Regions from separate parts of the Homo sapiens genome. Here region 2 is linked to region 1. A link is an interaction called in ENCODE POLR2A ChIA-PET data of the cell type or tissue named here. Cell type or tissue: MCF 10A. All regions are shown on one strand. Links, peaks and the distances in the headings refer to the core of each region. The heading gives the core; the rest is flanking DNA.

Region 1 (10,309 bases), core at 2,370-6,369:
TTAATATCCAGTTCACAGAAAAACTGGATATTACCCCTTTAACTTTTGCCAGTATGTTTACACACAGAATTTCCTTTACAATTAACATTTTGAAACTTGCTTAAACCTTTAAAACAAATTTTTTTAATCTTTCAATGTAGGTAAAAATCCACATTCTTCTGCCTCCCTATAATCCTTTTACCAAAAGTATATTTTACTTTCCTTACACAACTTGCACATAAACTGTTTCTTCAACAGTTTTACAATCAGGAGGACTAATTACTTTCAAATTATATGACATTTCTTGCATAAATTCCCTCTTATAACTTTTCTTTTTTCACAACTTTGACAGACAATTCTTCAACATGCCTCAACTTTCTGAATTGTTGCAAACATCCCTTTCTTTAAACCACCATTTGATTTATTTTAGGACAAGAATTTACCATATAACATTCTTTTTACATAAATTCTCCTTCCTCCTTTTTTTTTTTTTTTTTTTCAAAGATGATAACCATTCTTTCCCAAAGTGAACTTCCTTCATGTCTGTGAACTAGACTGCCTAAGGTCACAAGATTAGAAGTTAGGATAATACATGTTACAATGTTAACTTTTAGCAAACTTGACTTTCGTTGAAAACGTTGTAAGTTTGGGATTTCAATTCTTTGCTATTAATAAGACCTTGTTCAGTCCATATTAACTTAGAAGTGGTATAGGTGGCCTCCTTCCTGATTCTGTAACTACTTTAAAGTTTGGCTGAGTGCAAACAGCTTGCACATTTCAGCAGTCCAATTATTAGGCAATTTTCCTAACTCTGCTTCTGCAAGAGTTTCTTTATCACTTATTGAATACCCATTATGTCTTTTTCCCTCAGTCACCTGGGAGAAACCCTGTATAGTCCTGTCTGGAAGGGAGTTCCTCCTAGGCCTGGTCAGACCTTTGCATGGTAAATAATTAAGATTTAGACCCCCTGTTAGAAAACCTGCTGGGTTAATGGAATTTTCAGTGGTTAATGTTAAATCATCTTTTTCTACCAGAATAGCCTCATACTTGAAGATTCTTGAGTCAGTAAGCTACCATTTTGCCTTTTTTTTTTTTTTTTTTTTTTGACTTAGGATAGTTCTTCCTTGATGAGGTGTGCTCACAATGAGGTTTCCTCTAAAAGTTATTTTTCTGTTTCTTCTGTTAGCTGAGCAGTTGCCACTACAGATTGAATGCATTTGGGCCATCCGCGGTTTACTGGGTTAAGGATTTTTGATAGGTAAGCTATGGGTTGTCAGTGGCCTCAGTGCTTTCAGGATATGCCATTGTTTACACTGACAACAGGGTGGTATTGGAGTGTTATAGGGTCATGGAGAAGACCTTCAATTATCAATTATAGGTTTTAAATTTACCCTGGCTTTTAAAGGAATAGGGTATACTGTTTTCTCTCTACTACTACTCTCTCTCTCTCTTTTCTGACTCTCTGTCTCTTTCTCCCTCTCTCTTTGACTCCCTTTTTGTCTCTCTGTCTCTTTCTCTCTCTCTCTTTGACTCTCTGTCTCTTTCTTTTTTTTTTTTTTTGAGATGGAGTCTTGCTCTGTTGCCCAGGCTGGAGTGCAGTGGTGCGATCTTGGCTCACTGCAAGCTCCGCCTCCCGGGTTCACACCATTCTCCCACCTCACCCTTCCAAGTAGCTGGGACTACAGGCACCCATCACCATGCCCGGCTAATTTTTTTTTTTTGTATTTTTAGTAGAGACGGGGTTTCACTGTTAGCCAGGATGGTCTCAATCTCCTGACCTCGTGATTTGCCCACCTCAGCCTCCCAAAGTGGGGGGATTACAGGTGTGAGCCACCGCACATGGCCAAGGCAATTTACTTCTATAGAAGGGTGCGTCCTCATAGATGGAGCAATGGTGAGTGCACACTTGGGCAAGGGACAGGAAGGGGTTCTTACTCCAGACGCATGAGGCCCCTGCTGCTGTGTCATTCCCCTATCGGCTAGGATTAGACCGCACAGGCTAAGCTAATTCCGATTGGCTAATTTAAAAAGAGTGATGGGGTGAGTGGTTTGGTGGGAAAAATGATTATGGAATGAGTCAGGTTGGAGAATTACTCAGGGTGGAGCAGGTGATTAAAAAAGGTTGCTTTATGAGGAAGTTAAGTTTAAAAGTAGAAGGCAAATAATTGCACATACTGACACATTGATTCTTTGAAGAGAAATTTAGAACTCATATCTAACAAGTGCAGCATAAAATAACAAATGTAAGGAACAACTGGGCAATTTATATGCACTGTTACAAGGTCAGTGCTTTTTTTTTTAATCACTTTTTTTCTTATTGAGACGGAGGAGGGAACTCTGGGGTAGAGGGTCTTACTTTGTCGCCCAGGCTGGCCTGGACTTCCCAGCTCAGCTATCCTCCTACCCCTGCTTCCTGAGTAGCTGGGACTCCTGGCTCCCACCACCCCACCCACATCCCTGCTGTGTTTAAGCAGCAGGTGGTGACCTCACTCCTCCCTGGCCTGAGCCCTCTGCTCCCCACCCCAGGCAGTGGCTCTAGGAAAGTCTCTGGAGCTGAGCACAGGGTGGACTCTCCCACCCCAGTGAATGAAGAATAGAAAGGGAGAGGATTTCTAATTGGTTCTGTGGGCCGTCAGCATAAAATTGTACATTTGGCTCAGGCAGGACTTTGCATTTCGCATTCTAGTTTGCATTCCTGCCCTAGACAACTTTGAGGTTTTGGAATTAAATTGCTAAAATTAATTTCAATAGTAAGGAACTTTCCTGGATCTAATTACCACCCCATGTTCACTTCTCAGGGAGGTACTATTTCCCTGACTCCTGAGCTGTTCCAGCCTCACTGGTGGGTTTCGCCTTCAAAACCTGGAAAACAGAAACACGGAGAGTGAGATAGAGGGAAGCTCAGGCCCTGACCCCTTCATTCCCCTGCGAACCCCTCACAGCCCAGGCCTCTTCCCCCCTCACCCCCCCACACCAGGCCCCTTGTCCTTCATGCCCCACCCTGGCCTCACTCAGGCCCCACCCACTTAATCTGCATCCCTTCCTGGCCTTGCTCAGGCCCGGCTCACCTCCTGGGGTTCCACCCCCCAGTCCTGGCTTTTGTCCTGCCCTAATTGGCACAGACCCAGAAGCAGATGGCGTGGACTTAAAAGTTCGTGTTAATTGGCCTTAGATTCCCTGCCCCTAGACCCAGGACCCAGTGGTTCCTTCTTCTTCTTTTTTTAATTGGAGATGGGGTCTCACTTTGACACCCAGGTTGGAGAGCTGTTACAGGATCAGAGCTCACCGCAGCATAAACCTCCTGGGTTCAACGGATCCTCCCACTTCAGCCTCCAGAGTAGCTGGGACCACAGCTACATGCCACCGCATAGGGCAAATTTTTGTGTTCCTCATAGAGACGGGCTTTCTCCATGTTGCCCAGGCTGGTCTCGAACTCTAGGGCTTAAGGGATCCAGCCGCATCGGCCTCCCAAAGTCTTGGGATTACAGGCATGAGCCACCACACCCAGCTTGTTCTTAATTAAAAAAAAAAAAAAAAAATAGGCCTGGTGCAGTGGCTCACACCTGTAATCCCAGCAGTTTGGAGGCCAAGGCTGGTGGATCACCTAATTTCAGGAGTTCGAGACCAGCCTGGCCAACATGGTGAATCCTCATCTCAACTGAAATACTGAAATTAGCTGAGCATGGTGATGCTTGCCTGTAATTCCAGCTACTGGGGAGACAGGCAGGAGAATAGCTTGAATCCGGGAGGTGGAGGTTGCAGTGAGCCGAGATCGCATAACTGCATTCCAGCCGGGCAACAGAGCGAGACTCCGTCTCAATAAAATAAAATAAAGTAAAATAAATAACTGCTTCTCAAATAAGCTTTGGTAGAATCTTACGACATCACATTATCATTTTCAAACTATTATATGTGTTTTGAATTTTCTTCTTTGACCTCACATTTCATTAGATGTATATTTTTTAACCATTTTAAAATTGTTTTTCTCTGAAATTTATTGTGTTCAGTTTAGATTGAGCACTGCCTGCATTCTAGTCTTTATTATGTATTGGAAACATTTTCTGGTACCTGATAAATGATTTTAGGTTGTTTCAATGTGTACTCAATAAAGATATCAAGGAAATTTTTTCTTTACACTAACATCAAAATTTAGTTCAAGTAGCCTATTACTCCATTTTCTTTCCTCATGTCATCTGATTAAATGGTGAGCTGTGAGCCTCTAAGTAAACATTTTCCTCAAGTTCCTCTGGTCCATAATATTCTTTGCAGATGTTGAAGGATGGGCTGGATTGACTTAGAACCTTGTTCCAGCAGAGTCCATGTGTTCATGAAGAAAACATTTGCTCAGATCTCATTTCTACCACTGCCTCTCTTTCAGTGTTTTAAATACCTATAGCTAGGGGTTCACAATTGTGTGTATTTTGAACGTATTACTGTCATTTTTCTGGGAAAATAATTGCATGTTTAGGATTCATGCCATCAGGACCTTAGACATTGAAAGAGACATTTCTTTTGCTCAGGTATATAACAGATGGTCCTGGAATTTTTTTTTTCCTTTTTTGAGATGGAGTGTCACTCTGTCAGCCATGCTTGAGTGCAGTGATACGATCTTGGCTCACTGCAACCTCTGCTTCCCAGGTCCAAGTGATCCTCCCTGGTCAGCCTCCCAAATAGCTGGGACCACAGATGCACATCACCATGCCTGGCTATTTTTTGTACTTTTCATAGAGACGGGATTTCACCGTGTTGCCCAGGTTGGTCTCAAACTCCTGGGCTCATGTGATCTACCCCTGTCAGCCTCCCAAAGTGCTGGGATTACAGGCATGAGTCACCACACCTGGCCCATCCTGCAATTTTCTAGAGAAAAAACCAACACATTCTGTTGGCCCTTCCAGTCCATCACATAGGAATGAGCCGCACCTCCTTCTGACTCAACTCAGAGCTTCTCTGGATAACTTGGTGAAATGTCTCCTACTCTGAACCTCAGTGACCCCCATCTGTAATATACAGGTGAGGAATAAGACAAGAAAAGCTCAGTCAGAGTGACACTGACCCCTGAAATGATTGGCCAAATAGTTTGTGGCTTTTTCTATACGAGATGGTAATGCTCAGGTGTAATATGAATTTTAAATAAGTTACTGTTCTCCAAAAATATAAAAAACACAAGTACCAGAATGGAAAAAACAGGTAATTAGACTCAGATCATCTTGAACCTCTCCTTGTCTCTGTCCACACCCACTGCCCTTCCATATCGTGTCATTTCACAACTTTAACCCACCTACACGACTCCATGTTCCCTACAGGCCTCTCCCCTGAGCTCTGCAATCCTGTGTTCAGTTGGCTCCTCAGCTCTCTGCTGGGATATTAAACAGGCGTCTCCAAATGCACATTTCCATAGGTGACTTCCTAAACCCCTGAACACATTCCCTTGCAGTCCTACATGTCTCAGATGAGGGTGACAGGGTACTTCTGGGGACTTAGCCAAACTTGACAGCATGTATTTTTAAAATGAGAAATGAATTCCATTATTTGTAAATGTTGTAATTTATAACGTAAAGAAAAGTTGTGTGTATACATGAAAGGCGTGAGAAAATACATCATTTCCAAAATTCTTTTGAAGTGTGGGAGAAAAATATTTCAAGACCTCATCCCTATGGATCTGTGCTCCCAGGACCTCCCTGATCTCATCTCCTGCCTGTGTCCTCCTCACTCCCTCTGCTCCAGCCACGCAGGTTTCTTTCCTTTTTCTGGGGCTGAGGTTGCTCCTGTCTCAGGGCCTTCACCTGGGCTGTCCCTCGGCCTAGGACTCTCTGTCCCATCAGCTGCAAGTGACAAGCAGCCTTTCTTCCCTAAGTCTTTGTTGTGACATCACTTTATCTACAGTAACCTTTGTGATCTCCCACAGGCCCCATTTGACATTGCAGCCCCACCTTCACCCCCACCTCTGGTCCATGTTACCTGTTCTGTGTGATTCTTTTAGCTCCTTCGCTGTTCACTGGATCCTGGTGGGAACAAGTCCCCAAGGGGAGAGCAGAGCCAGAAGGTGGGGCTGTGCTCAGCTGGTACCCTCTGAGTGGAGCTCAACCCTGACTTCACATTAGGTTTCTCAGGCATTTTGCAAATACATCTTTTATGCTATTCTATCAAAGATTGCTATTATCATAGGATGGGACACACCCTCAATAATACGATGGCGCTGGTGATTCTCATCTGTGTCCAGCATTGAACATCAAGGCAGTTTCCCCCATATTGAGAACTGAGGTCAGTCTGTGATCCACAGGGAGGTGAGGGGGCTGTGCTCTGCATGGGGTTTGGTTAGGGCCAGATCTGTGTCCTGAAGGTCTGTGCCCTGCTTCAGCGTGTGTGTGGACATTTTCAGGAGGGAGCAAGATCTGAAAATGGGTCAAAATTACCCTTGTAGGTCTTCCTGTGGGGCTTTCTTATCTCTGCATGATCTCTGGTGCAGTGGGCAGTAGAGGACAGTCTTTATACCGGGTAAGGTCTCCCCTGTGTATGTTTTGTCACAGGAAAGGAATGTGTGGTTTCTAAACATTAAATCTCAGCTGGGTCTGGTGGTTTACCCCTGTAATCATAGCTCTTTGGGAGGCTGAGGTGGGCAGATCTCAAGGTCAGGAGATTGAGACTCTCCTGGCCAACATGATGAAACCCCATGTCTACTAAAAATACAAAAATTAGCTGTGCATCGTGGAGTATGGCTTGAATCCCAGCTACTTGGTACACTGAGGCAAGAGAATTCCTTGAACTGGGGAGGCAGAGGTTGCAGTGAGACGAGATCATGTCACTGAACCCCATCATGGTGACAGAGCTGGACTCCATCTCAAAAAAAATTAATTAAATATCATATTTTTTTCTCACACAGAATTAATTTCCAAAGACTCATGTTACATGAGAAAGCCACCAAGAAGACCAAAGAAAAGGAGACAAGGATGGCTCTTCCTCAGGTAAAGTGATATTCCTCAGTGGATTCTTCTCTCTCTTTTCTGATATACCAGGTATTGTAGTAGGCAGACTTCCGTGAGTCTGAAGCGTCCTGCGTCACAAGTTTGCTCGCACTCACCCAAGGCTTTTCTCAGTCCCCGTCATCTTAAATTCTATCTCCCTTTATTGCCCAGGCTGGAGTTCACTGGAGCAATCTGGGATCACTGTAACCTCCACCTCCCAGGGTCAAGAGATTCTCATGCCTCAGCATCCCAAGCAGCTGTGATTATAGGTGTCCACCACCACTCTGGGCTAATTTTGTATTTTTAATAGAGACAGGATTTCACCATGTTGGCCAGGCTGGTCTCAAATCCCTGACTTCACTTAATCTCCTTGACAGTTTTTCACTGTTGCTAAGAATAACACACTGGCTGCCTGTGAGCATGGTGACTTCACTGCAGATATCTGGAAGTTTCCTGCAAGTTGGGGCATTGAAAACTGATTGCTTCTTCTTGGATTTGCCATTTCCTCTTTTAGATGTGGGAAGATTCCATCCCTACCCCCAGCTGCAGAGGTGCCCTCTCTGACTAAGACTATGCAAAATTTCCCACTCACTTAAGCAAAGCTTACTACTGTGGTCTTACCACCATGATTCTTACCACCATGGTCTTACCACCGCAATTCTCCTGCCTCAGCCTCCTGAGTAGCTGGGATTACAGTCGCACACCACCACACCCCGCTAATTTTTTGTATTTTTAGTAGAGATGGGTTTCACTATGTTGGCCAGACTGGTCTCGAACTCCTGACCTCATGATCTGCCCGCCTCAGCCTCCCAAGGTCGTGGGATTACAGGCGTGAGTTACCGCCCACCCAGCCGAGAAATATCTTGATAATATTACAGGAGCTCCCTCTTGGGTGAGAGTTAGCTCTTCTTTTGGCTGTTGTTAGGATTCTTTCTCTATCTCTGAATTTTGACAGTTTTATTATGATGTTGTTTGTTATAGGTCTCTTACTTAGATTTATCCATGTTGGATATTCTTAAGGTGTTGAATTTGTTTCTTTTGCATCCTGAAATTAGAAATTTTTGCCATTATGCCTTCCAACAAGCTTTTCTGTTCCTTTCTTCTTCTCACTCACTTCTGTGACTTCTGGTACTCTTTTTTTTTTTTTTGAGTTGGAGTCTTGCTCTGTTGAGGTATTGCTCCTCACAAGAGAGCATTAGCTGTGGGATCTGCATGTCAACCCTGACCTAAACCACATATGAATAAAACATACACTGACACACAGATAATTCCGTTTTGCTAGTTCTGCTGTGTTTCCGACCAGTAGCCTTAAGCAACTGTCTGAACATTTTTATATACCGTTTCTGTTGAGCTGACAACTATTGTCCCGTGATGAAACCTTAGCTTGACTCAACTTCCCCCAGAAGGTGGTAACCTCGAGTGGGCACCAATGACTTACTGATTACTCACTGGCTTGACCACGAAATCCTTCTTTGCCTTTGTTTTCGGGGGTCGCGTTCCTCATGCTTCCATCGCAGCTTTCCTCAAGAGGGCGGTCCTCACGCTTCCTTCACAGGTTGCCTCAAGAGAGGCTTGAACTGTGGGGGGTCTGTTTCTGCAGATCCCTGACTTTCCTCACACAGGACATCAACTGAGGTATTGCTCCTCACAAGAGGGCATTAGCTGCGGGGGTCTGCCCACGGACCCTGGCCCAGACGGATGAATGAAACGTACACCGACACATAGATATTCTGCTTTGCCAGTCCTGCTGGGTGCCCAATCGCCTGCACACCAAGAGCCGGCCCTGAGCAGCTCGCACTCCAGGCATTTATTTAGAATAGAATTAACAACAGAAGTTTGAGTAAACACACTTGAGGATAATTAGCATGGTTAAGAGAGTAGTTTCATGAATGATTAAAGCTCAGGTACTGTGATCTGAAGTAAATACCATTAAGGGGCAATTTCCCTGGTCAGCCTCCCGCTAGAGGGCCATCTGGCTCAAAGGTTAGTTAATGGAGGTAGGGTAAACAGGCTTAACTGGGGAAGCCTCTATTGTCCCTAGTATTTACCCTATGACCTAATGCTCTAAGGTAAGAACCGGGTGCCTTCAGCCTGTTCAATTATTACAAGCTATATAACCTTTCGGCCTTCCAAAAGGTTTGTGACTATTCCCTATAACTTTCCCTAATATTTCTCTTTAATATTTCTGCCCCTATCTTGAGTAAATCCCAACACTGTCACCCAGGCTGGAGTGCAGTGGTGCAATCTCGGCTTACTCCAGCCTCTGCCTCTGGATTCAAGCGATTCTCTCACCTCAGCTTCCCAAGTAACTGAGGTTACAGGTGCGCACCACCACACCTGGCTAATTGTTGTATTTTTGGTAGAGATGAAATTTCACCATGTTGGCCAGGCCGGTCATGAACTTCTGACCTCAGGTGATCCCCACACCCTGGCTTCCCAAAGTGCTGGAATTACAGGCGTGAGTGCTGAAATTACAGGCATGAGCCAGAACCTGGCCTGGGACTTTCATAATGTGTAGGATGGTGTCCTTGATGGTGTCCTGTTAGTCTGTTTAGACTCCCTTCATTTTTCTTTATTCTTTGTTGTTGTTTCTTTTCCTATTCACTACTTTTTTTTTTTTTTTTTGAGATGAAGTTTCACTCTGGTTGCCGAGGGTGGAGTGCAATGGCATGAACTTGGCTCATTGCAACCTCCGCTTTCATGGTTAAAGCAATTCTCCTGCCTTAGCCTTTTGAATAGCCGGGATTACAGGCATGCATCACCATACCCGGCTAATTTTGTATTTTTAGTAGAGACAGAGTTTCTCTATGTTGATCAGGCTGGTCTTGAGCTACCAACCTCAGGTGATCCCCCCGCCTTGGCCTCCCAAAGTGCTAGGATTACAGTCATGAGCCACCATGCCTGTTTTTTTTTTTAGACAGAGTTTTTCTCTTGTTGCCCAGGCTGGAGTGCAATGATGCAATCTCGGCTCACTGCAACCTCCACCTCCCAGGTTCAAGCGATTCTCCTGCCTCAGCCTCCTAAGTAACTGAGATTACAAGCATGCACCACCACATCTGGCTAATTTTGTATTTTTAGTAGAGACGGGGTTTCTCTATGTTGGTCAGGCTGGTCGCGAATTCCTGACCTCAGGTGATCCGCCTGCCTTGGCATCCCAAAGTGCTGGGATTACAGGCATGAGCTACTGTGCCTGGCCCATGCCTGGCCTTTTTTAAAAAATTATTTTATTATTTTTTGAGACAGTCTCACTCTGTCACCCAGGCTGGAGTGCAGTGGGGAGCCCACCACTACACCCAGCTAATCTTTGTATTTTTAGTAGAGACAAAGTTTCACCATATTGATGAGGCTGGTCTCCGAACTGCTGACCT
Region 2 (10,309 bases), core at 2,413-6,412, 120 kb after region 1:
ATCCTACAAGGTCGCTGAATGGACACACACAGGCATACATATAATCCTTCCCAATACTTCTTATTTTTTTTTTTTTCCAGATGGAGTCTCACTCTATTGCACAGGCTGGAATACAGTGGCACAATCTCTCAGCTCACTGCAACCTGTGCCACCCAGGTTCAAGCAATTCTCTTGCTTCAGCCTCCCCAGTAGCTAGGATTTGAGGCACCTGCCACCACATCCATCTAATTTTTGTATATTTAGCAGCGACAGGGTTTCACCATCTTAGCCAGGATGGTCTTGAACTCCTGATGTCATGAGCTACCCACCTCAGCCTTCCATAGTGGTGGGATTACAGGTGTGAGCAACCGGGCCCGGCCCCATCTTACCATTAACTCATTATTGTGATAGTTGACAACAATGAAAAATACTTAAAATCATTACAATTATTATAAAAAATAAAACTTATTGCAAATGTTGTGTTTTCTACATAAACCATGGGCTTATCCACCCATGTATTCATGCACACACATCACATCATGGCGTTACCCACGTGGTGGCCCACCTCTAATCCAAGCTACTGGAGAGGCTGAGGCAACAGAATCACTGTAATCTGGGAGTCAGAGGCTACAGTGAAACAAAATCACCCCACTGCACTCCTGCCTGGACAACAGAGACTCAACTCAAAACAAATTTAAAAATAAAATAAAATCAATGATGTAATAAAGCATCCTGTACCACTGATGCCTATCTCCACTTTCCATTGCATTGACAGTCATTAAAAGTGCAGACTTTAGCCAAGTGCAGTGGCTCAGGCCTGTAAATCCCAGAACTTTGGGAGGCCGAGGTGAACAAATCACAAGGTCAGTAGTTCGACCAGCCTGACCAATACGGTGAAACCCCATCTCTACTAAAAATACAAAATAATTAGCCAGGCGTGACAGCGAATGCCTGTAATCCCAGATACTCAGGAGGCTGAGGCAAAAGAATTGCTTGAAGCCAGAAGGCAGAGGTTGTAGTGAGCTGAGATGCCGCCACTACAATCCAACATGGGCAACAGAGCGACACTCCATCTCAAAAATGTGCAGAGTCCAGCCAAGCTGGCTGTCTCCCATTTGGAATGCCAGCAATTTGGGAGACCAAGAGGGGAGGATCACTTGAGGCCAGGATATCAAGGCTAAAGCAAGCTTTGATTGCACCACTGCACTCCAGCCTAGACAACAAAATAAAAATACAATATAAAAAATAAGGCCTGACATGGTGGTGTGCACCTTTAACCTCAGCACTTAGGGAGTCCGAGATAGGCAGATCATGAGGTCAGGAGTTCCAGATCAGCATAACGAACATGATGAAACCCCGTCTCAACTAAAAATACAAAAATTAGCTGGGTGTGGTGGTGCATGCCTGTAGTCCCAGCAACTTGGTAGGCTGAGGCAGAAGAATTGCTTGAAACTGGGAGGGGGAGGTTGCAGAGAGCCGAGATCGTACCACTGCGCTCCAGCTTTGCTGACTGAGACTCCATCTTAAAATAAATAAATACATACATAATATACACACATACATATGGTGACCCATGCCTATCATTCAGGCTCTTTGGGAGGCTACAGTAGCGATTAGTTGAGCTCAGGAGTTTGAGGCTGCTGTAAACTCTGAATTGTGCCATTGTACTCCAGAACTAAGCCACAGAGCGACACCTTCTCTCTCTCTCTTTTTTCTTTTGAGACAGAGTCTCGCTCCATCTCCCAGGCTGGAGTGCAGTGGCACAATTTCGGCATACAGTAACCTCCACCTCCTGGACTCAAGTGATTCTCCTACCTCAGCCTCCTGAGTAGCTGAGATTACAGGCATGCACCACCACATGCAGCTAATTTTTGTATTTTTAGTAGAGATGGGGTTTCACCATGTTAGCCAGGCTGGTCTCTAAGTCCTGACCTCAAGTGATCTTCCTGCCTTGGCCTCCCAAAATGCTGGGATTACAGGTGTAAGCCACTGCACTGGGACCAACATCTTGTCTCTTAAAAAAAAAAAAAAAATTTGGACACAGAGACATCTTGATCTACTAGTGTGGCTTCAAATGCATTACCAAATCAGATACAAAATATCTCCTCTTATTCGTCTCCTTTCCCAGAATTTACCACACATCTGCGCACATTAACATACGTATTTCATATGTAGTTTCTCTGAGCTGACATCCAGATGTGGCCCCTGAACAATCCAGGCTGCCCAGCAGCTCTGACATCAACGGGCCCACACCCCATGTTTATCCACGTCTGGGTGTGAGCCCTTCCCAAGACCATGCCCAGTGGAGCCTCTTCCCAAGTTCATGTCACTGGGTCACAGGAGATGGAATCTCAGAGCACCTGAGAGGAACTGAGGGCAGGCATGGGTGAGTGCAAGTGAACGTGTCAGGCAAAATGCTTCAGACTCAGAAAAGACTGGCTGCTACAATACATTACTACAATACAATATAATACTACTACATTTCAGAAAGGAAAGAGACAGATTAATCCACAGAGGAATATCACTTCACCTGAGGAAGAGCCATGCCTGACTCCTTTCCTTTCCTCTTCTGAGCTGCTTCCTCACGTAACATGAGTCTTTAGAAATCAATCCTGTATGTGAAAAAAAATAAGACTTCATGTTAGAAATGACTCACTCCCTTCCTGTGACAAAACCACATGAACCGGGAGATGTCACCCTGTAGAAAGAAGTCCCCCACTGCCCACTGCACCAGAGATCATGCAGAGGTAAGAAAGTCCCACAGGAAGACCTACAAGTGTATGTTTGACCCCGGTCTTCAGATCTCACTCCCTTCATGGAGAAGCCGCCACACACGAGGCAGCAGGGGGGACCTGGGCTGCACTGATGCCCCCTTTATGGCACAGACTCATCCCTGATCAAAGCCTCCACCCCCCCCCCAAAAAAAAGATCTGGGCACCTACTTGGGAAGCTGAGGCAGGAGAATCACTTGAACCCAGGAGGCAGAGGTTGCAGTGAGTCGAGATCGTGCCACTGCACTCCAGCCTGGGCGACAAAATGAGACTTCATCTCAAAAAAAAAAAGGAAACTCAAAAGATTGTAACTACTTGTGCCTCATTTCTCTGTGACCTAAAAGCCGCCTCCCTGCTTCAAGTCTTCCTGCCTTTGTTTAAAGTTGTCCCGCCTTCCCAGACCAAACCAATGTACTTCTTACATATATTGATTGATGTCTCATGTCTCCATAAAATGTATAAAATTAAGCTCTGCCCCGACCACCTTGGGCAAACTAAACTCTCTAAATAACTGAGATCTCTGTAAGATTTTCTGGTTTCACAGCTGCAGTGTCAAATGGGGGCTGTGGGAGATCACAAAGGAAACCCGGAGAAGATGATATCAGAACAAGGACCTAGGAAAGAAAGGCTGCTTGTCACTTGCAGCTGAGGGGAAGAGCATCCTAGAGAGAGGGACAGCTCAAGTGAGGGCCCTGAGACAGGAGCAACCTCAGCCCCAGGAAAAGGAAAGCGACCCGTGGGGCTGGAGCAGTGGAAGAGAGGAGGGCACAGGTAGGAGATGAGGTCAGAGAGGTCCTGGGGGCACAGACCCATAGGGACATGGTTTTCAAACATTTTTCTCCCACAACCCAAAAGCATTTTGAAAGTCGACTGTGATCCCAGCTACTCGGGTGTCTGACGCAGGAGAATCCCTTGATCCCAGGAGTCAGAAGTTGCAGTGAACTGAGATCGTGGCATTGCACTCCAGCCTGGGCCACAAGAGTGAAAATTCGTCTCAAAAAAAAAAAAATTGGAAGTGATGTATCTTCTCACTCTTTTCACGTATACATCTAAGTTTCTCTTTATATTATAAATTACAACACTTACAAATAAAGTGATTTATTTCACAAATATAAAATACATGCTGTCAAGTTTGGCTAAGTTTCCAGAAGTACACAGTCACTCTCATCTGAGATGTGCAGACTGCAAGGAAATGTGTTTGGGGGTTTAGAAAGCCACTCGTGGACACCTGAAGGTGGGGATGCCTGTTTGATGACCCAGGAGACAGCTGAGACAACTGGACACAGGATTGTAGAGCTCAGGGGCGACGCCTGCAGGGGACATGGAGTCGTGTAAGTGGGTTAAAGCTGTGAGATGATAAGGTTCAAGGTGATTTGAGTCTAATCCCCTGATTTTAATCATCTTGTGCTTTTTTTTTTTTAATATTTGGAGAACTGGAATCCCTTTAAAATTCGAGTTAAAACTGAGCACTACCTCTCCCAGAAGAAAAGTCACACACTGTATTTTGTCAGTCATTTCAGGGGTCAGTGTCACTCTGACTGAGCTTTTCCGGTCTTATTCCTCACCTCTATGTTACAGGTGGGCTCACTGAGGCTCACAGTGGGAGACATTTCACCAAGTTATTCTGAGATGCTCTGAGGTGAGGAGGAAGGACATGTGGCTGATTCCCATGTGATTGCCTGAAAGGGCCAATAGGCTGCCTTGGTCTTCCTCCTCTAGAAAATTTCCAGACCAGTCAGGAGCGGTGACTCACCCTTGTAATACCTAACTAGATATCTACATGGAAAAGAATAATATTGGATCTCTATGTCACACCATGAAAAATTTTATTTAAAAACGGTTTAAAAAAAAAAAAAAGGCCAGGCGGGGTGGATCACATCTGTAATCCTAGCAGTTTGGGAGGCTGAGGCGGGCAGATCACAAAGTCAGGAGTTCAAGATCATCCTGGCCAATATGGTGACATCCCGTCTCTACTAAAAATACACAAATTAGCCAGGCGTGGTGGCGGGGGCCTGTAGTCCCTGCTACTCAGGAGGCTGAGGCAAAAGAATTGCTTGAACCCAGGAGGTAGAGGTTGCAGTGAGCTGAGATCATGCCACTGCACTCCAGCCTGGGTGACAGAGCGAGACTCCATCTCAAAGAAAAACAAACAAACAAACAAAAATTCCAGGACCATCTTATATACCTGAGCAAACGAAACTTCTTTCAAGTTGTAAGGTTCTGATGGCATCAATCCCAAACATATCATTACTCACTCCCAGAAAAATGTTCAAAATACACACAACTGTGCACACATAGCAATAGATGTTTAAAACACTGAAAAAGAGGCAGCTGTAGAAATGAGATCTGAGCAAATGCTTTTCTCAAGAACACATGGGCTCTGCTAAACCAAGGTTCCAAGTCAATCCAGCCCATCCTTCAACATCTGTAGAGAATATTATGGACCAGAGGGAATTGAGGGGACACTTACTTAGAAGCTCACAGATTACCATTTTTTCAGATGACATAAGAAAAAAAAATGGAATAGGCTACTTCAACTGAATTTTCATGTTAGGGTAAAGAAAAAAGGTCCTTGATATCATTATCAAGTACACACTGAAACAACCTAACAACATATATCACATAGTAGAAAATGTTTTCGATATATGATAAAGACTAGAAAGCACACAGACCTCAATGTAAACTCAAAAAAATTTCATAGAGAAACAATTTTAAAATGGTTAAAAAATACAGATCTAATGAAATCTTGGGCCAAAGGAGAAATATTTGAAAATATATCATACTTTGAAAACAATGAGGACAGGCATAGTGACTCACGCCTATAATCCCAGCACTTTGGGAGGCCGGGGCAGGAAGACCACAATGTTAGGGGTTCGAGACCAGCCTGGCCAATATGGAGAAACTATGTCTCTACTAAAAATACAAACATTAGCAGGGCATAGTGGTGCACACCTGTAACTCCAGCTACTCAGGAGGCTGAGGCAGGAAAATCGCTTGACCCCAGGAGGCGGAGTTTGCAGTGAGACGAGGTCGTGCCACTAGACTCCAGAGTGGGTGACAGAGAGTCTCAATAAATAAATACATATATCTAAACATTAGCCGGACCTGGTGGGGTGTGTCTGTGGCCCCAGCTACTCCGGAGGCTGAGGTGGGAAAATCACTTGAGCCCAGGAGGTTGCCGCTGCACAGTGCTGTGATCCTGCCACTGCACTCCAGCCTGGGAAACAGTAAAAGTGTCTCAAAACAATAACAAAGGCCGGGCGCAGCGGCTCATACCTGTAATCCCAGCACCTTGGGAGGCTGAGGTGGGAGGATCACCTGAGGTCAGGAGTTCAAGACCAGCCTGACCAAGATGGAGAAACCCCATCTCCACTGAAAATACAAAATTAGCCGGCCATGGTGGTGTGTGCCTGTAATCATAACTACTCAGGAGGCTGAGGCAGGAGAATCACTTGAACCCCAGAGGCAAAGGTTGCAGTGAGCAAGATCGCACCATTGCACTTCACCCTGGGCAACAAGACCAAAACTCCGTCAAAAAAAAAAAAAAAAAAAAAAAAACCACCACAACAAAAATAAGTAAATTAAAACTAAAATTAAAAAATAAAAAACAATTACTGAGGCCAAGTGTGGTGGCTCACGCCTGTAATCATAGCACTTTGGGAGGCCAAGGCGGTGGATCACAAGGTCATGAGTGCAAGACAAGTCCCGCCTAGATGGTGAAAACTGTCTCTACTAAAAATACAAAAATCAGACAGGTGTGGCTGCAGGTGCCTATAATCCCAGCTGCTTGGGAGGCTGAGGCAGAGAATTCCTTGAACCCAGGAGGCAGAGGTTGCAGTGAGTCAAGACTGCTCCACTCCACTCCAGCCTGCGTGACACAGAGAGACTCCATCTCAAAAATTAAAAAAAAAAAAAAAAAAAATGAAATGAAGAGGAACTAGAAAAAAGGAAACCAATTACAAAAAGAGAACAAAAGCACTTTTAATACTCCTTTCATCACGTTCCATATAGTAACAGAGTCAGTCACTTCTTACCCTACTTCTCTCCCCCACTCCCGACCCCAGCCATGAAAAGGGAAGAGGGTGATCCACAACGAATGAGTCAAGTCACTGTCCTCTGGCTGAAGAGGGGTTGCAGAGGGAAGCTGCCTCTGACGCCATCATTATAAAATGAACCACACTTAGACACAGGAGTTTGGCAACTCTCATTCTCATCTGTATAATTTAAACTAATTTTAAATTTGTTACCTTATAAACAGAGAAAACAACATGTCATCACTTCATCATCACATCCAATCAACTCACCACTCATCTGCACCCAGGGTCCCTCTTCGTCTTCATTACTGCTTCCCTCCATCATTCTATGCATAGCCCTTTCTCACTTTCTCTCTCCATCTGTTTCTTTTCTGCATTTCCCCCTGGGCTTCTGCTCATTTTATGCCCCTCTCCTGTTTTGCTCCATTCTTTTTTGGTTTTTTTGAGACAGAGTTTCGCTCTTATTGCCCACGCTGAAGTACAATGGTGCGATCTCAGCTCACCACAACCTCTGCCTCCTGGGTTCAAGTGATTCTCCTGCCTCGGCCTCCTAATCCAAAATTAGCAGGGCATGGTGGCGCATGCCTGTAATCCCAGATACTCAGGGGGTAGTATCGCAGGAGAATCGCTTCAACTCTAAAGGCACAGAGAGTCATTAGCCAAGATTGTGCCATTGCACTCCAGCCTGGGCAACAGGAGTGAAACTCCACCTCAAAAAACTAATAATAATAATAATAATAATTAGTATGTAGGCCGGGCGCGGTGGCTCATCCCTGTAATCCCAGTACTTTGCAAGGCCAAGACGGGGGAACCTTTGAGCCCAGGATTTTGAGACCACCCCGGGAAACATACTGAAACCCTGTTTCTACAAAAAAACAAACAAAGAAAAAAAAAACTACTAGCTGGGCTTGGTGTCTCACACCAGTGGTCTCAGCTACTCAGGAGACTGAGGGAGGATCGCTTGAGCCTAAGAGGTCGAGGCTGCAGTTAGAGTAGATAACGCCATTGTACTCCAGCTGAGCGACAGAGCCAGACCCTATCTCAAAATATTAATTAATTAATTAAAAGTATTATGTAATAACAGCGATTTTTTTTTCCCACCACTTCCTACCCCACCATGGGAAAAGGGAAGAGTGACCCACAATTGAATGTCACTGCCCTCGGTCTGAATAGGGATTCCAAGTGGAAGCTAACCTCTGATACCAATATTTATAGAACATACATGGCTCACAGATAGGACATTTAAAATTCTCAAACTCATCTGTATAATTTAAACAAGTTATTAGATTTTATAGACAGAAGTCAACATGTCACAACTAATCATATCCAATGAACTCACACACTCATCTGTACCCAAAGTCCCCCACCCTTTTTTTTTTTTTTTTGAGACAGGGTCTTGCTCTTTTGACCAGGCTGGAGTACAGTGGCATGATCTCTGCTCACAGCAGCCTGGAGCTCCTGGGCTCAAGTGATCCTCCAGCCTCCGCCTACAGAGTAGCTGAAATTACAGCTGCACACTATCATGCCCCGTTAATTTTTTCTTTCTTTTTGAAAGAGATGGGGTGTCTATTTTGCCTAGGCTGGTCTTGAACTCCTGGACTCAAGCAATCCCTCTGCCTCAGTCTCCTAAAGTGCTGGGATTACAGGCATGAGCCACTGCACCTGGCCCCTCTTTCTTCATTACTGTGCTTCCCTCTCTAATTCTGTACATATCTCTCATTCTCCCCTTCTCTCTCTAGCTCTTGTTTTCTTTTCTTTTTCCCTGGGATTGTGCTCCTCATTTTGTACCCCTCTACTCTCCTGCTATTTATCCCCTTCTTCCCTCTATTACTCCTCTTCCACCTCTTCTGCTCCATCCTCACAACTTATTTAACCGCTTTTTTTTTGAGAAAGAGTTTCACTCTTGTTGCCCAGGCTGGAGTGCAATGGTGCGATCTCGGCTCACCGCAACCTCCGCCTCCCAAGTTCAAGCGATTCTCTGGCCTCAGCCTCCCTAATAGCTGACATTACAGGCATATGCAACCGCGCCCAGCTAGTTTTGTATTTTTAGCAGGGATGGGGTTTCTCCATGTTGGTCAGGCTGGTCTCGAACTCCGGATCTCAGGTGATCCGCCCGCCTAAGCTTCCCAAACTGCTGGGATTACAGGCATGAGCCAAAGCGCCCGGTCCTTATTTAACCTCTTGTTGCTCCTTCTCCCCAATCTTTTGATCGTCCTCAATCTCTACATATTACCGCCTCTTATCTCTGCGTCTCCTCTGCTCTCCCTGTTAAATTCTCTCTTCCCTGTTACGCCCCCCTGTCCCCACTCTCTAGCACCCCAGATCCCCCGGTGTCCTCCCTGCTGTGTTTCTCCCTCTGTTCTCATTGCCACCAGCACCACTCTGCGGGTTTGGGGTAAGACACCCGCATCGCGGAGAAGCGCATTTTCCGGAGGGTGGAGCTGGGCAGGCAAGAATACCCGGTGTCATAGGACAAGCCGCTGGGACCTGCCCTACGCTGGTTCAGGGGAAGCGGTGACTGCGAAGGGAAGAATTGGGGAGCAGCAGGGCCCACCACGAGGGGGGATGTAGGGGGCGACGGCGCCTTAAGACAAGGGTGGCACCTGCAGAATTCCAGGACCAGGCAGAAGACGCAGCCTCCCCAGGACTGGGGACACAGCGCTTCGCTCCAGGGGCCGAAGACGGAGAGGCTGGGAGGCGCCCAGGGCGGGAATCCACCTCGCGGGTCGGGGACTTTAAAAAGAACGGGGTGGGTGGAGTCAGCACAGGGTTTTGACCAGGAAAACTAAGCGACAGGAAGTGTATACACTGCCCTATAGCAGAAAGACCGGGGTTGGGACCAGCCTCCGGACGAGTTCAAACCCAAAAGCAAGCAACTTCCGGACTCTTACGGGGACATCTCAATTTGCTCTGGATGAAGGAAGACAGGCGAGAATTTCCAGGTCCGTGGGGACCCCACTTTCCAGGGACAGACGCGCCAGGGACCTGGGAAGCGCAAACTTAATACAAGGCAGAGCAAAACTCACGCGCCGCGGTACGACCTTCACTCCACGCGATCCGCCTCGGGGTTTGCGCGCCCAGGACTGAAGCCAGGCCTGGGCGGGGCCGGCGAACAGTTTGGCGGGGCCTGGGCGGGGTAGAGGCGGGGCGCGAGGCAGAGAGACCTTGCCCTTTAGAACCGACAGAGGGCGGGGCCGGGGCGGGACCTGTGCATCCCTCCGCCTCGCACCCAGCGCCTGTTTTTTTCGGTGTTTGGAGGTGAGAGCGGCCAGGAAGGCTGAAGCATGATTCAAAAGCCCTGGAATTGTCTGGAACGGGCATGCAAACTAAAATGTGAAATGCAAAGCCCTGCCGGGGCGGAATATACGATTTCATGCTGATGGCCCACAGAACATAACAGAAATCCTCCCCCTTTCTATTCTCCATTCATTCAGGAGGGAGGGTCCACCCTGTGCTCAGCTTCAGAGACTTCCCTAGGGCCTCCGCCTGGGATGCGGGACGGAGTGCTCAGGCCAGGGAGGAGTG

What was found. Peaks named below come from ENCODE experiments on the same cell type or tissue, not always from the same donor. Only the 100,000 strongest peaks of a DNase experiment are listed, where the experiment ranks them.
Region 2: POLR2A ChIA-PET joins it to region 1 with 5 read pairs; 2 of 35 experiments call an interaction of 5 or more read pairs at or near these places.

Annotation. Positions count from the first base shown.
Region 1 is chr19:52,657,394-52,667,702 of GRCh38, reverse strand. LOC122539214 (Zinc finger protein LOC122539214) reads left to right here. Exons shown (of 4, transcript NM_001396016.1): 2 at 6,860-6,941. The coding sequence starts at 6,879. It also overlaps a transcript of ZNF83 not described here. Among named protein-coding and RNA genes, the nearest start is that of ZNF83, 24 kb to the right of the region's middle. RefSeq lists an enhancer at 3,052-3,552. In MCF 10A, for the core only: no CTCF peak of the experiment used is centred there; a DNase peak (open chromatin) is centred at 4,832.
Region 2 is chr19:52,535,548-52,545,856 of GRCh38, reverse strand. ZNF808 (zinc finger protein 808) reads right to left here. Exons shown (of 5, transcript NM_001039886.4): 3 at 2,510-2,591. The coding sequence starts at 2,572. Among named protein-coding and RNA genes, the nearest start is that of ZNF808, 13 kb to the right of the region's middle. RefSeq lists enhancers at 9,337-9,466, 9,203-9,789, 9,597-9,826. In MCF 10A, for the core only: no CTCF peak of the experiment used is centred there; no DNase peak of the experiment used is centred there.